Linked DNA regions of Homo sapiens: region 1 is linked to region 2. A link is an interaction called in ENCODE POLR2A ChIA-PET data of the cell type or tissue named here. Cell type or tissue: CD4-positive, alpha-beta T cell. All regions are shown on one strand. Links, peaks and the distances in the headings refer to the core of each region. The heading gives the core; the rest is flanking DNA.

What was found. Peaks named below come from ENCODE experiments on the same cell type or tissue, not always from the same donor. Only the 100,000 strongest peaks of a DNase experiment are listed, where the experiment ranks them.
Region 1: POLR2A ChIA-PET joins it to region 2 with 5 read pairs; 2 of 35 experiments call an interaction of 5 or more read pairs at or near these places.

What each region holds. Positions count from the first base shown.
Region 1 is chr5:52,807,214-52,814,903 of GRCh38, reverse strand. All of the region lies in intron 1 of ITGA1 (integrin subunit alpha 1), which reads right to left. Among named protein-coding and RNA genes, the nearest start is that of PELO-AS1, 10 kb to the right of the region's middle. In CD4-positive, alpha-beta T cell, for the core only: no CTCF peak of the experiment used is centred there; a DNase peak (open chromatin) is centred at 3,663.
Region 2 is chr5:54,225,033-54,232,722 of GRCh38, reverse strand. All of the region lies in intron 1 of ARL15 (ARF like GTPase 15), which reads left to right. Among named protein-coding and RNA genes, the nearest start is that of ARL15, 82 kb to the left of the region's middle. In CD4-positive, alpha-beta T cell, for the core only: a CTCF peak has its summit at 3,375 (motif pointing right); a DNase peak (open chromatin) is centred at 3,352.

The sequences.
Region 1 (7,690 bases), core at 882-5,881, 1.4 Mb after region 2:
GTCTGTAGAAACTGAGTTTCCGTACTTTCGTGATGCATCAGGACTAATATCAAATTCCTGGCTGAAATTTTCCTAGGCTGAAAATTTAGAGACTGATAAACTTGTAGTATTTAAATGAGCCATTTAAAATCTACCAATTGGACTGATTCTTTTTCTTTCCCCCCCTTTTTTTTTAATACCTCTCAGAAGGTGCAGAGGACTAATTCTCTCTGATTGTTGGGCAGATACCTGTTCAAATATCAGGAGCTTATGAGCAAACTGAAGCCAGGTTTAAGGTAATTTATTCAGAAAAAAAAGTCAGATAAAAGGAAAAATAATTTTGTATTACTCAACTAATTTATATGATTACGTAATTTATAGGATTGTGCTTTTTTCTAAGCAGATATGAAGCCTGAAAGGGATGCACTTTGTTTTCCTAACAAATTGGCATCTCTGATGAGGAACAGTAAGTGTTAAAAACTCATTGTGGGCTCGCACAGTGCTCACACCTGTAATCCCAGCACTTTGGGAGCCTGGGGTAGGCAGATCACCTGAGGTTAGAAGTTTGAGACCAGCCTGGTCAACATGGCGAAAACCCGCCTATACAAAAATTAGCTGGGTGAGGGGTTGCATGCCTGTGGTCCCAGCCACTTGGGAGGCTAAGGAACAAGAATCGCTTGAACCCAGGATGCTGAGGTTGCAGTGAGCTGAGATCGCGCCACTGCACTCCAGCCTGGGTGACAGAGCGAGACTCTGTCTCAAAATCAAACAAACAAACCAAAAAACAACTCATTGTGAATTAAATCCTGAGACTAAAAAGAAGTGAAATCAGTCCAACAGGGCTACATAAAACAGTGATATGTCATCAGGATCTGGAGTCCTGCCAGTCCAGGCTCAGCATGACCATTGTTTCTTCCAGCAAGTGGCTGAGCTGGGATTTGAACAATGCCAGTCTGACTGCAAGGTACTAATAACAGCACAGTCTACCAGTTCCCCTAATACCAATGCAATGGCTGGCTTTGCAAGGTATTTGGTAAATGTTAGTTCTCTTACTTCAACTTCTTTAAAATGGTTAGTGAATATTTTCTTTTGTTTTGGCTACCTAGAATCCACAAATTCCTCCTGGTTGGGGAAGGTACATAGGAGATGTGAATGAGAGGAGGAGATGTAGGCATATAGAATAGTCCGTTATCCTGCTCCTGGTTCATAGAATGTGGGCATGTGACCTTTCAATAGCCAATCTGATTTTCACACTCAGAGATTATTCTCAGAAGCTCTGGTTGAGTCTCTCAGAAGCCCCAGTGTATTGGTGATGGTTGTCTGGGGGTGGCTATTCCATCAGCTGCATTGCCTTACACAGGTGATTTCTATAGCAGGGTTCTGACTGTGCCTCCCCTCTTTGTTCCTATCTGAGCCTCTTTGCCTTCTTCCAGAAAATTTCTTCATTTCTTGTATTATCAGACTTGGTTCCTGTTGTTTGCAAGTAACTGAGAAATAGTAAGATAATTGTAGTCTGTTTATGACTTATATATGGCTGAAACACCCAGGCTGAGCAGTTAAGGAGATTCAAATCATAATTAACAGGTACCATAGGAAGTAAGATGATTAAATGGAGGCAAAGACAATACCTAACATCTAACCTAATAGCTAATATTAATTTTACTTGATTGGAAGTTTAATGAGGGTCATGGCTGCTATAGAACCAGTTTCAGGGATGAGTTTCTGTGGTTTCCATAAGCAGAGTCAGGACCTCCCAGCATTCTGTGTGCACTCAGTGGTATCCTTGAAGAGGTTACTATTCCTGGCATGAACATTACAATTGAAATGTGCTCTTCTGTACTCCTCTTCATTTGTGTGTAAAACTCACAAAAGTGGGTCTTTCATCAAATTTAAAGAAATAAAAATATTATAAAGACAGAGAACCAGCTGGGTAGCCTGTCTCATGTTGAGGGTAACTCTGGACTGAGTGGGTCCACTTGTTCTGGTTTGAACACAATCTCTGACAGACAGCTTTGGTAGAGAGAGATTTATGTTAGGAACAGGCATGAGGCAGATCTTCTGCATCATATTTCCATGGCTGATCTGTTGCCCAAGTGGTGTATTTGGCAAAAAAAAAAAAAAAAAAAAAAAAAAAAGCGATAAGAAGGAACAAAATGAACTTAAATTGCGCTCTTAGGAATTTTCAGATATTTTGCTTACATCATATCATTTATTCCTTGCAACTCTATGAGAGCAGTTTTATCATTTTTTCCATTTTACAAATTGAAGCTCACAAAGCTAAGTTTGAGAATCATAAAGGTAACATTACTTGCTCAAGGTCACAGAGCTCACCTGTGGGAGATCCAAGATTTTCTAGTCCAGAGCTAATGTCCTTACCTACCGGATAAGTGAAAAACATTCAAAGGGTGCCCAGATCCAAGTACCATCTCCTGAGGTGATTCTAGCCAATTGTAATGTCTTCCTGTTCTCAGTGATATTAGCTTTTAATTTCTGTAACATGTGTGATTTTTGTGTCTTGTTTTACACAATCCTTGCACCCCAAAATGATTATAAGCTTCAAGAAGTGGGTGGGATCTGGGTTCTCTACCTTTCTGTAGGCCCCCTCCCATTGTATTTAGCAACACATATGCATGTAAATGGCATCAATAAATATTCACAAATTGATCGGTTTTGGTACTAATTGTGAATTTATGATAGTAATTTAAAAATACATAAATGTATAGACAAATCCCACAGTGAGGCATTAAAGCTAAAGAAATACATTCCCCTCAACTTTATAAAGTTGCCTTTTCAGAATGTCTATGTTCATCTCTTTTCTTAACCAGAGAGCTGATTGGTATTGTGGTCACAGGACACATTAAAGCTAATAGTCCTACTCAGTGATGACACTCCTGGTTTAACCTGGCTGCAGATAAGAAGCACCTGAGGAGCTTTTAAAATGTACAGATGCCTGGGCTCCTTTCCCAAATATTCTGACTTAGTTGAGGTAGGGCTCAGGCATCACCATGATTTTAAAACTCCCTAGGTGATTGGTGCCGCCTGGTTTGAGAAACCTCTAGCCAAATGGAAAGAGCATTCCAGTAAAAATTAAGACCTGTTTTTTCTCATTGCCTATTTCTTTGGGAGAGTGAGCAAAGTTGATAGAAGAGGAAAATAACAAGAAGAAAAGTGGCAGGACCCTGCAACTTGACATGCCATTGAAATGTGGCAAACTATTAAAAAATATTTGTAAACCTCAAGATTTTCATGCACGTATTTACAGAGTGGTTCAAACAATTGTCCTACCACCCTATATTCAAGTTTAAAGTCCCCCAACAACTTTAAAAATAGGGGAGTGTTTGGCAAAGCATTCCAAATAAATGACCCTCAGCTCTGGAATTTGCTCCTTCTAGCAGGCTGCTCTCCTTAGTAGTCAGCCAAACCCCAAATCTGGCAGCTTTTAAAATAGGGTGCAAAAAAGATTCTTTTTAAACCTGAGAGTCACTAAAGATTTATTTTACTGGAAAGACATGATCGCAAAAATAACAAGCAATTATTGTTACTGCACCAAGTAGAATCAGATATCTGCAAGAGAGATTATGAAGTCAAGAGCCACCCTTCTTTGCTCATTCTGCAGATGAAGAAACCAACTCTCAAAAAGATGAAATTATTTCCTCAAGTCACACAACCTAGTGGCAGGGCCTGGTGTCATGAGTCATGGGCCAGTTCTTACACCATATCCTCTGAGAATGACATGGATGATTTCTTCCTTGTATCATACTTGGTTATTCACAAATGCAATGTTCTTGCAAATGTTAATATTATAATCTTTGGTAACTGTAGCAAATAATCGTTGAATTATTTTGTAATTTTTGGTGTGCAACATCCTTTGCAAAGTCCTAAATTTCATACAGATGTGAAAGCTGGTTGCGCTACTTTATTGATCCTCACAATTAAAATTTCTAATTCATCCAGAAGAACATATGTGAATCTGTATGAAATACATATCTAAGAATTTTAAATTTACAATGAACCATTATAAAAAGGCCTTGACCTTCTCCACATTTCCTACCTACTTGCCCGTTTCCCATTATATTTTACTCTGACCTAGGGAAAGTACAGGATCAGAGATAAAGGTGAAAATGATTCCCAGAAAGACAGGAAAAATTTGAACTTATTAAGCTCTATTAAGTTTTAGATAAGGAGTTAGGCCCAGAGTGAGAAATTTACTGTGGTGATAACAGACTCATTCTCTTGAAAACCTACTAGTGTATTTAATGAGGCAGATAGTGAATTTTGCATCAGTCTTCGCACTTTCCCACATTCCACATGCTATCCCATTTTCTTCCAGTTCAGGCTGAGAACACACTGACACACAAAGGGTCAGAGAACTATTCCCAGAGTTCATTCCTCCTCATAAAATAGATTGTGGTTTTTTTCTCCCTTCTGCAGAAAATGTTCTTTCCTTCTACCATATCCAATCCATGTTGGCCATTTAGTAAAATGAACAACTTAAGAGAGAAGTTATTTTTGTTTGTTAAAGGTGTTTTCCTGAGTTTTACAACGAAAGATAAAATGTTGAATATAAAAATAGAAAAGACCCCGGTGGGTCTTTCTAGTGTCCAGCCCCAGGGCCTTCCCCAGGCCCCAGCTAGCTCCTTGTCACTTCTTTATTCCTGACTTCAGTCCCCAGGGGTCAGTTTCCCTTTCCCTGAGGTGGCTGTGCCACCAACCAGTTAATCCTGGACATTCTTTCTTCCAGGAATGGCTATGGAAAGGGACAGAATGTCTCAAACTCCCCTGTCACCATCCCCATCTTTGCTGTCCTAAAAACGAAAGAAGCTAAGCTTCCTTTTCTGGTTTAACCAGTCAGTGCTTAGTCATGTAAGAAATGCAGAGGAGACAACAAAAACATGGATACTATTATACAAAGGTTCCACAATCTTTCAGAGTCCTTTCAGTCATGGTCCCTGGTCTGTATTTGATTTTCATTTTCTTATGAGGGTAGGAGGTAATGGAATCTCCTTCTCCATGATGTCTCCTCTCAGGTTTGTTGACTCCACAGTAAATATTTAACATTTAGAGAGATCAGGGATTACAGAGACCACTCTGTAGAAGAAAAATATTACCAAAGTGAAGTTGAGGCCAGGTGCAGTGACTCACGCCTGTAATCCCACTTGGGGAGGACAAGATGGGCAGATCACTTGAGGTCAGGAGTTTGAGACCAACCTGGCCAACATGGTGAAACCCCGTCTCTACTAAAAATATGACAATTAGCTGGGTGTGGTGGCACGCACCTGTAATCCCCAGCTACTGGGGAGGGTGAGGCACGAGAATTGCTTGAACCCAGGAGGCAGAGGGGCAGTGAGCCAAGATCAGGCCACTGCACTCCAGCCTGGGGTATAGAGCAAGACTCTTGTCTCCAAAAAAAAAAAAAAAAAAAGTAAAGTTGAGAGGCCTTAAAAGAGGAATAATCTCAGGTCCCTTCACCTGATCTCTCTAGAAACTAATGGAAGATCAGTGTGGGCTTCTGGAACTTGCCAGTTTAAACTCTGGGAATACCTCCTCACTAAAGCCAGGCTGAGTTAGCCCTCTGAGCTCCCATGTTCCTGTGCCAGATTGCACTGCTATTACTACTGCTTTACCATTCGTTCCCCATTGTAGACTGTGTTTTTTTGCAAGGAAGAGACTGTGATCTTTCTTTACTTCTGATCACTGGGGGCTATTAGAGTCCCTGTCACATAGTAGGTACTTAGTACATGATTTTCAGAAAAATGAAATGGTTCTCAGAAGAAGAAAGGCAGGAAGAGTTCCCTATAGGGAAATATAAATACTCCTCCAAGGAATGAACAAGACTTCAAAACTGAGTTTGAGTCTCAGCAATGCTGCTCAGAGAAAAACTGCCTTGCCACAAGATGATAATTTGATAAATAAGGAGGGTTTAAGGCATTTTTGAATCCTGCATTGTTCCTTGTTCCTCTACCCCAAATGACTCAATATGAATAGGTGACAAAAAGTAGGTGACATTGGAATCAGATATATCAAACAGGAATGTGGACCCTGTGAAAAACTCCTATTGTGTTTGAGCAAGTTACCAACCCTCTCTGGGCTGGCTTAAATCTGTAACATGAAGGAACTAGGTCCGATGATATATAAAGTTCCTTACAGCTTTAACCTCTTATGATTTTAAGTGATTCAGAGCCATGTACTGAAATGTATTTTAAGCTTCCTCTTCAAACTCATCAAACAAAAAAAAAAAAAAAAAAAAAGAAAGAAAGAAAGAAAAAGAAAAAAAGAATTATACCATAGTCAACAACACACTTGGGGAGGAAAAATAAACTATAAATTATGGTCATCAGATCAAATGAGCTGAAACACAAGATTAAAATGTTTTCTATCCACAGAGCAATTTTTCACAATGGTGTCAAACAAAAAGTTCTAGTCAATGTTTACACTAGGACTTGATGAAAAATTCCAGACATAAAACTTCTGGAACGTAGACTTGAACTCAGAAGGACCTCCTATCTCTGAATAAATTGTACAACTAAAATCTATTGGGATTTTTTTCCTTAACAAAAATTCATCCTTCAACAATTATTTGAGTTTTATTACTGAGACTATTAAGGCATAGTAAAACTCTGGTTATCTGGAACAGTCATTCTAGGTATGACAGCTAAAGATTTTTTAAAGTACCACTATTTTTGGATGAAAATCATTGAAAGACATTACATTTATTTGACTTCTTTAACAGAATACACTGAATGTAATTTAATCTTTTCCTCAGTGTGAATACCAGGTACTGGTATTGTCCTCAGTAACATCCTCAAGTCCCAGTGAAATACTCTATAATACTCTAGGCTTTTTTTCTTTTGACAGTGTTTCAGAATCCACTCCCACTATCAGCTGTCACTTTTAACTGCTGTCAATTCTGTCAACTTGGCCACTTGTGGTCATCTCCTGCTGATATCTAATTTCTAGATTAAAGGCAGGGAAAACTGTCTTAATTCATCCTTGCATACCCAGGGGTAGCATAGTTCTAGCTACTTAAGGTGAGTCATTAAAAAAAAGTTTATTGTAATAGTGCATGACTTAATTGTAGGTTTAAAATTAAGCAACAAAAAAAGCTTGCTGAAACTAGGTGTGAAATAACAATAAATGAATGCTGGATAGTGCTTGAGGGGATTGCTTTAATACATAGATTTGCCACATTTTCTCTGCTTTCTAATTCTCCACTATGATCCAGGTAGATTAGAGGACCACAGAATTGAGTTCCTGATTTTTCATAAGATGACAAAATAATAGAATAAAAACATTAAAAATGATTGCATAAACTTTGGCTGATTATATAAAATTTAGTGTCATCAAATAATTTATTTTTATTTTTAGATACATGTTTGCCTACTCCAAACTGAAAGCTGAGAAGAACTGGCATTCTTAGATTTTTTAGGGTGATAGCTGAGGGAGCACCTCATCACACCCACTAACTGTTATTTTGGATAAATTATTTAATCTTCTTTAATTTCATTTTTTTTGCATCAGAAAATAGTAATGACAAAACCCTTCTGACTGGGTTCTTGAAAGACTAATGCATTTTAAAGCACTTACCATAAGACCTGACACTTAATAAGCACACAGTTACTTTTGTTATAACAGGTTGTCCATTCCTGGAGTGGGGACAGTGGTACCAACCCTGGGCAAAGCCAGGCAATATGACTGCCAAAACATTTTGCTC
Region 2 (7,690 bases), core at 1,269-6,268:
GAAGGCAGAGCAGACCGGAGAGGTCCCTGAACACAAGTTCTGAGAAGCAATTTTGTGGCTTTCCTGGTAGGTGGGCATGCGTCTTTAATTAAGCACCCCTGCCCTTCCCACTCTGCCCTGTTTCTCCCATATTTCTACCTGTTGGTTCTATTTTTACCCCCAAATGCAGCATAAGGCTCTGCTTTCTCCTGTGCAGCCTTTCAAATATGAACTTAGGGTCTTGAGGCCCAGTGGAAGGGAGCTTCGAATGTCAGAACAACTGGAAACTTTTTTCCATAGATAGTAAGGAGCCATTGCTTACTCTGGTCTCTCCTTCCCTTCCTGTTTTTCTGCCTACCTTTTTGAGAATGGCATTTGACAATGATATTTATTGAAAGAGCACTATGTATTAATAGTGCTCTTGGGTTATGTTAGGGTTGCAGCCGTGAACAGACAGCCTCAGTACCTGCTGTCAAAGAGCCAAGAATCTAGTAAAGGATACAGGCAAATGTGGTCAGGATCATGGGAACATTTGGTGAGGGCCTCTAATCCCAGAGGGGAAAGGGCTTGCAGGTCAGATTGCAGGACTTTTTGGAAGAACTAAGACTATGGAGGCTGAGACTTAAAGAGTGAGGGGTTAGTTAAGCAAAAGGTATAGGGAGCCTAAGGAAAAGGAGAGGGTTCTGGAGAGGGCTCCACAAGGATTTGGATTTAGAGACAGCACATGAGCAGTCAGTGTGGCCGCAGCGTAGACTGCTAAGTGGTCAGGCCTTCACTTGAGATTGGAGAGGGAGTATGGACTGAATTGTGTCTCCCCAAGTTCATATGTTGAGGCTCTGTCCCCCAGTGACTACGTTTGGAGATAGGGTCTATATGGAGGGAATTAGGGTTAAATGAGGTCTTAAAAGTGGGGCCCTAATCTGATACTACTAGTGTCCTTATTTTAAAAACACCAGAAAGCTCCCTCACTCTCCACACTCATGCACCAAGGAAAGGCCATGTGAGGACAAAGTAATGGTTTGCTAGCCAGAAATAGAGCCCTCATCAGAAACTGAACCCTCTCAAACTTTGATCTTGGACTTTCCGACCTGCAGAACTGTGAGAAAATACATTTCTGTTGTTTAAGCCACCCAGGGTCTTGGTATTTTGTCATGGTAGCCTAAGCTAAGATAAGGAGTTACCACCCAGAGAAGCTGATGAGCTCTGCCAGCCTTGTTAAGGAGCTTGGTTTTTATTTTGAGGGTTTTGGTGAGACATCAAAATGTTGTAAGAAGCAGAGTGAAAGATTATTCAAGGTGAAGTGTGAGGGATGGATTGACTGGGGCTGTGCAGATAAGAGTGTTATGAGAGAGACAGAGAAGTGGATGTTATAGGCTGGATGAGGGTGGCAGAAGTGGGCAGTGGGGATTGAGAGAAACTTGGTTTCGAGAAACAGTTTAATAGTTTTGTAGACTTGAAAATTGGTGACTGGATGGGTCAGTGAAGGAGAATGAGGAGTCAGGACTTCCAGGTTTCTAGGTGGGTGATCCTTGTTCACTGAACTAGAGAACAGCAGAGCAGCAAGTTGAGAGGAGCCAAGGGTGCATTTGGTTTTCATCATGATGAGTTTAATGTGTTTGTGGGATATCCACGTGGAAACATTCCCCAAGCAACTGGCTTATACAGTGCTGGAGACCAGAAAGAGCAGGGGAAAGAGGGAGAGAGAGAAAGAGGAACAGAGAGCAGGAGAGAGAAATGGGCTACTGATCTAGGTAAAAATGCTATTAGTGAGATTCTGTAGTGGCAATGGCCAAATCACTTAATTCCTCTCAATATTTCTTTCATCTCCTGTAAAATAGAAATAGTATTTTTTTTGCTTACCTACCAAGCTGTTATATACTCAAAAATAAAACTAAAATAGAAAATATGGCAAAAGCACATTGTAACTACAAAGGACTGCACATATTTGAGTAATTTATTATACTGGGATCTCTAAGGGAAAATGCTGGATGCATAGGAACAAGAAAAAGGCCCTAGGGAGTGAGAACCTGGATGAGGGCGCACAGAGGGAGAGGACAGGATTACAGGGAAGACTTGCTCATACCTCACAGAGGAGGAGAGGGTCCAGATGACACCTTTTCCAAGTCCAGCTGGCTGGGAAAGTGATCATTTCTTTGAGAGAAATAGGAAAATCAAGAGCAGGAGCTGGTTCATTGGAAAGATATATATATATTTTTGACGTAGTCCCATGGCATTTGAGGAGACCGTATTGAGGCATCTGGGTGCATGTCTTTGGTGGTTGGGAAAGGCCATTCAGGACATTCTCTTCTTCCTTCTTTGTGCTTTTTTGGTTCACCTTTTCTTTTCTTTTCATTCTTTCTTTTTCTTTTTCTTTTCTTTTCTTTTTTTTTTTTTTTTCTGAGATGGAATCTCACTCTGTCTCCAGGCTGGAGTGCAGTGGCGCGATCTGGGCTCACTGCAACCTCCGCCTGCCGGTTCAAGCGATTCTCCTGCCTCAGCCTCCCAAGTAGCTGGGACTACAGGCACCTGCCACCATGCCCAGCTAATTTTTGTATTTTTGGTAGAGACGGGATTTCATATTGGCCAGGCTGGTCTTGAACTCCTGACCTTGTGATCCACCTGCCTCAGCCTCCCGAAGTGCTGGGATTACAGGGGTGAGCAGAGCACTGCTCTAAAAATGTTTTTTGGGCAATGTAGAGTTAATTTTAAACAATGGAGTTTGAATGCCTGTAGGAAGCCATGTTCCTAGTCACCACAGGTCTCTCCTCAGTCTCCTTTACTCCCCGTATTGCTGCCTCACAGGCTTAGATTTTTCCCTGTCCTGAAGGCATCTATGAATCCAGGTTTAAAGTCACCATGGACAATTTGGCCTCAAAGGGGAGAACGGGAAGTGAGATTGCCGGTGGGGATCAGAATCGGCCAGAGCCAGTTGAGACCATGTCCCAGAGGGAGCCCCTATGGTGTGGAGCAATGACCACAATTAAAATGTGTTTCAGTTTCCAAGCTCTTAGCTTGAGATATGCTAACCTAGACTCCTTCTTCCGAATAACAATAATCTTAAGATTATAATTTAATTGGAAGAAGCTAGGACAACAACAGGTGCACATAGATACTTAGCACAATAATTGCTCATAATTTGGCAGGAGGAGCCTGGGTTAGTGTATCTCAAGCTAAGATCTTGGTGACTTGTCTCTAAAACTGTTTGTTAGTAATGTTTTCCTTTTTTAAACTCTATTTTATTTCATTTTATACCAGATCTTCGTAATACTCCACTACAGCAAATTCTGATTTGTGTGCTTGCTTTCATATCTCTCGTGTCTGATTCTGATGCAGGTACCCGAAGGATTTCTACAGTGTGTCCTTCACCCCACCAGCCACCAGGGGGCAGGCACATTCAGTCAATACTTTGACTATTACCATCTCAAGGTGCATGTTGTAACTGCTAGAGAAGAAAACAAAAATTAAAAAGAAAGACAAACTTTGAGATCTTATTATAACTTGATGTCGTTAGCTGACCCAACAGGCTTTTGCTACTGTCCAAGCATTGTTTTCTAGGAAGGCTATAGTTGGATGATCTAGTGTAAAGGAAATGTCACCATGGTTGAAGTCTTGCCAATAGCTCAGAGAATGTTTAATGAATTGAGACGACTCAGTCAAGCAGTGAGTAGTAAGAAAATCTGTGTGACTAGTGACAACCAAAGTGGAAAGAGGGGCCCTTGTGTTCCTAGAGTGTCCCAGATGCCCCCCAGAAACATGGATTAGAATAAACCCCAGAAATCTCTCACAGACACCTTAACATGCTTCTCCCGACAGGAAACATGTTATTTTCAGGGATGCTATGTTTGGTGCTTTTAAAGTAATACTATGATATCCTTTTAAAAATGCTCAGCTTCTTTAAAGGAGATTGAGGAATAAGGAAAACAGATCTCTTAAGTAAAGAATTCTTAGAATCCTTAACATGAGATCCATGAGACTAGCGCAGTTTTCTTCCTGATTCCTGAAATTCATTAAAGGGAATATTTTTCTTACCATGAAAGTGAAGGTTGTGTTTTATTTACATGGGCTAGAGGAAAAGGATGAACAAATAAGCAAACTACTTGTGGAAGAGGTTAGAACTATTTCAGATAGCTATAAATTTTTATTGCAAAACCTCATAAAAACTCCAAGAAACAGTAATGGGGGAGGTGAGAATAACCTTATATCATAATTATTAATTGACTTTCTCTTTTGTTGTCTGGGTGGGTGGGGGTGGGGGGGTCAGTCCTCGTGGTAATAAGGACTTTAGAAGATGAGATTTCATCAGTTATCTGAGTAAATTCACCTGTTTGAGCTAGTCCTGAATATTGAACCTATTCTACCCCCTGGGTTTATGCAGAATTTGGTGATTTAGTTACAATTTTGGTTCAACACTTCTTTAGATTAGCAGTATGTATCTCAGGGAACCTTTTCAGATTGTAGTATTCTGTGATAAAATGTGGCTTGTCATAGAATATATTGCCAGGCTTAGTGGACACCAGGCTTTCTGAAGATAATTTTTGTCCCCTTTGCCTCTATTTTTAGGGATGTGAGATGTGTGAGGCAGAGACTGAAATTGTAATGTGTTTGGCACCAGGTGACCTTAGAAATTAGCCATCTGATAATTTGCATTTCTGATAATTTTCATGTAAGGTGCCCAGGGTCCTCTGGCGTTACAGACATACAAGTCCCAAGTTTCCTTCTCTACTTCTATCTTGTCTTTCTCTTGGTTTGAGAAGATGTTGTGGTTTTTTCCAACCCATCCTCTTATCTCCTGCTTCTGCCAGTCCAGTCTCTTCTCAGAAAAGGTGTTACTCTGTAGAAAATGTTAACTCCTTCTGCACACCCAGAGACCACTTACTGTTTTGTACCTACAGCTCTGAAATGATGATTCTGTCACTTTTGATTTCTGTAGACTCTGGGTTTTCTTGTCTTCTCATGAATTGTGAGCACACTGACAATTGTTCAATGTGCTCAAATGTGGAAAAGTTATCTTTTCTTTCAGTTGTAAGTGAAGTATCCCTAAGGAATACCTGCTGATGCTGCTTATCTTGCTTTATGTTTTAGCTGCCCTGTGTGACTTTGAGAATGACCCAGAAGTATTCAGGCCTTTCTGAACTGCGCTGTCTCCTGTGCATCTGGCCCTTGCAGTCATTCAGTTGGTGGGATTTAGTGGAAAGGGCTAAATTCTGGAGTGGGAGGGCCTTGGTTTCTGCCAGACTCAGCGTTTGAGCAAGTCTTCTGGCCCACAAGTCTCTATTTTTTCACTGATAAAAAGCCGCTCATAGTAATACCTGCCTCCCAGAGAGCCTGTGAGGATTAAGAGAGGTAATGGATATGAAAGAGCTGTGTAAAGGCAATGAGGTTAGGTCTTGTGTTAGTCATGCCACCTTGCTTGCTGCAGGAGGATGTGCTGTGGCTCACCTGTGCTTGAGCAAGCTGTGTAGGGATCCTGTCATCAGGCCTCCTCCTTCCCCAGTGTGTGAAGGGAGAAGGTGAGCTCAGACAACTTGGCCTCAGTGCTTACAGAAGCAGCGTTATTTCCTTCAGTTGTTACCAGTTACTTTGCCATCTTGTTTGAAATAGTGTATTAGTCTGTTCTCATGCTACTAATAAAGATATACCTGAGGCTGGGTGATTTATAAAGGAAAAAGTTTTAATTGACTCACAGTTCCACATGGCTAGGGAGGCCACACAATCATGGGGGAAAAGCAAGGGATGTCTTACATAGCGGCAGGCAAGAGAGAATTGAGAGACAAGTGAAAGGGGAAATCCCTTATAAGACCATCAGATCTCATGAGACTTATTCACTACCATGAGAACAGAATGGGAGAACCACCCCCATGATTCAGTTATCTCCCACTGGGCCCCTCCCACAACACTTGGGAATTATGGGAGCTACAATTATTCAAGATGAGATTTGGCTGGAGACATAGCCACACCGTATCAGATGTGTTGAGTTGAAGAACAAAGAGTCAGGTCCTTGATTTTTGCTTCAGTTGAAGACATATAAATGGTGAAATGGCTTTTTCTGCTGTGGATTTTAAAGGTTTTACTCATTTTTTTTAATAACTTAGACTAAAAGCAAGGCATTATTTCTAAAGAAAGATTATTTTTAACAGTCTTTGAAATTAGTCTATTCAGAAAGTTATATTTTTTCTGTTTCCTCCATTTTCTTCTCCTTTGGATCTCTTCCTCTTTGCCTAGCTTGGTCTTCTGATATTATCATAGCTAACCACGGCTTCCAGTGTCATGAATGGCTGGAGGCCTGGCCTCTCGATTCCAGGAATTTCTGCATTCCCTTTAATCAGCCAGCTTCAACCCTTTCCATGGCCTGGAATTGCCTCATTTCTAAGGATTCAAGCTTGGAGCTGTCTTCCAGTCACAGCCTTCTGTTCTTTCACTTACTCATTCCTTCATTTCCTCTAAACGTGCTTGTTCCTCATCTTAAATCCAATTAACGGCCATTTTCCACCTGCCGCTTTTCTTGTCACTCAGTCTCATCCTTCCTTCCCTGCTCAACCTTCAGGCCTTGACCTCCCCAGTCCACCGTGTCAGCTGTTGGCTCACTGGCATCCTTAGAATCCCTTGCCCTTTTAACTTCTGCTTTGCCCACTATTATGACTGCCTTCCCACTCCCCCCGTGTCTATATCCCAGGCCACTGAAAATCACTGGAGGAAATCACATTAGCCCAATCACATTGGGCTAAATGCTTAGTATTGATGTGTGCCACCTCCCTCTGCTGGAACCTCACTGCTCCTGGGAAAGTCTTTTTAGTTTTCGATCCTTCTTCACCCTGGGGTCCCATTTCCATCAGCTTTCCTTATTTTGCTAGTAATCTTGCTTCCTTTTTCAATGAGAAGGTAGATGGTAATCCAATTGAATTTCTTCAGCTCTCCTTTACACCTGAACCTTTGTCTGTATTTCCAGCCTACTTCTCACACTTGCTTCCCGATGCGATGGTGTGTCCTTACTCCTTCCCAAGGTCAGCCTCCTCACTTTGGGCACCCTCTTGTCAGCTTCAGGGCCTTACACTGTGAATGAACTCTGCCACCTCCTCCCTGCCATCACTTTCTCCCTTTCCACAGACTTTCCTCCTTTTATCCTATGAGCTACTTAACTTTCCTGAAACCTTCGCTTCACAAGAGCCTCTCATTCCCTTAGTTACAAATTTCTCAAAGAACTGTCACTTCTTCCTACTGTCACTCTTCACCACCCAGTCATTCCTTAGCCCTCTGGCCAAGTAGTATCTTCTCCTGCTGTTCTGCTGGGACTCTTCTTGCAAGTCGGCAAGGACCTCTTTCCTAGTTGTCAAATAATCTACTTCTCACCATCTCCACCACCTTTGACATAGTTATCCACTCCAGCAGGTGTTAATGCTTAGTACATTTATGTTGAGTGGATGGATAAAGGCGCTTTGCTTCTCTCCGCTAGTCCCCATGACATGGTGCCATCTTTTTTTCTGCTGCGGTCCCTCTGATCACTTCTTTTCAGTCTCTTTTTAAACCTGACTGAAATTTTGAGTTTCCCCATCTTGGCAGAAGGATGAAAAATCAGGGAATCTTAATTGAGTACCTACTGTGTGCCAAATGCTACCCTTTAGGGGCTTTAATTACGTTAACTTGTCTCATCTTTACAGCAACCCTATGAGGTATTGTTTGCCTCATTTTTAGAGAAAAATAGTTGAACTTGAGG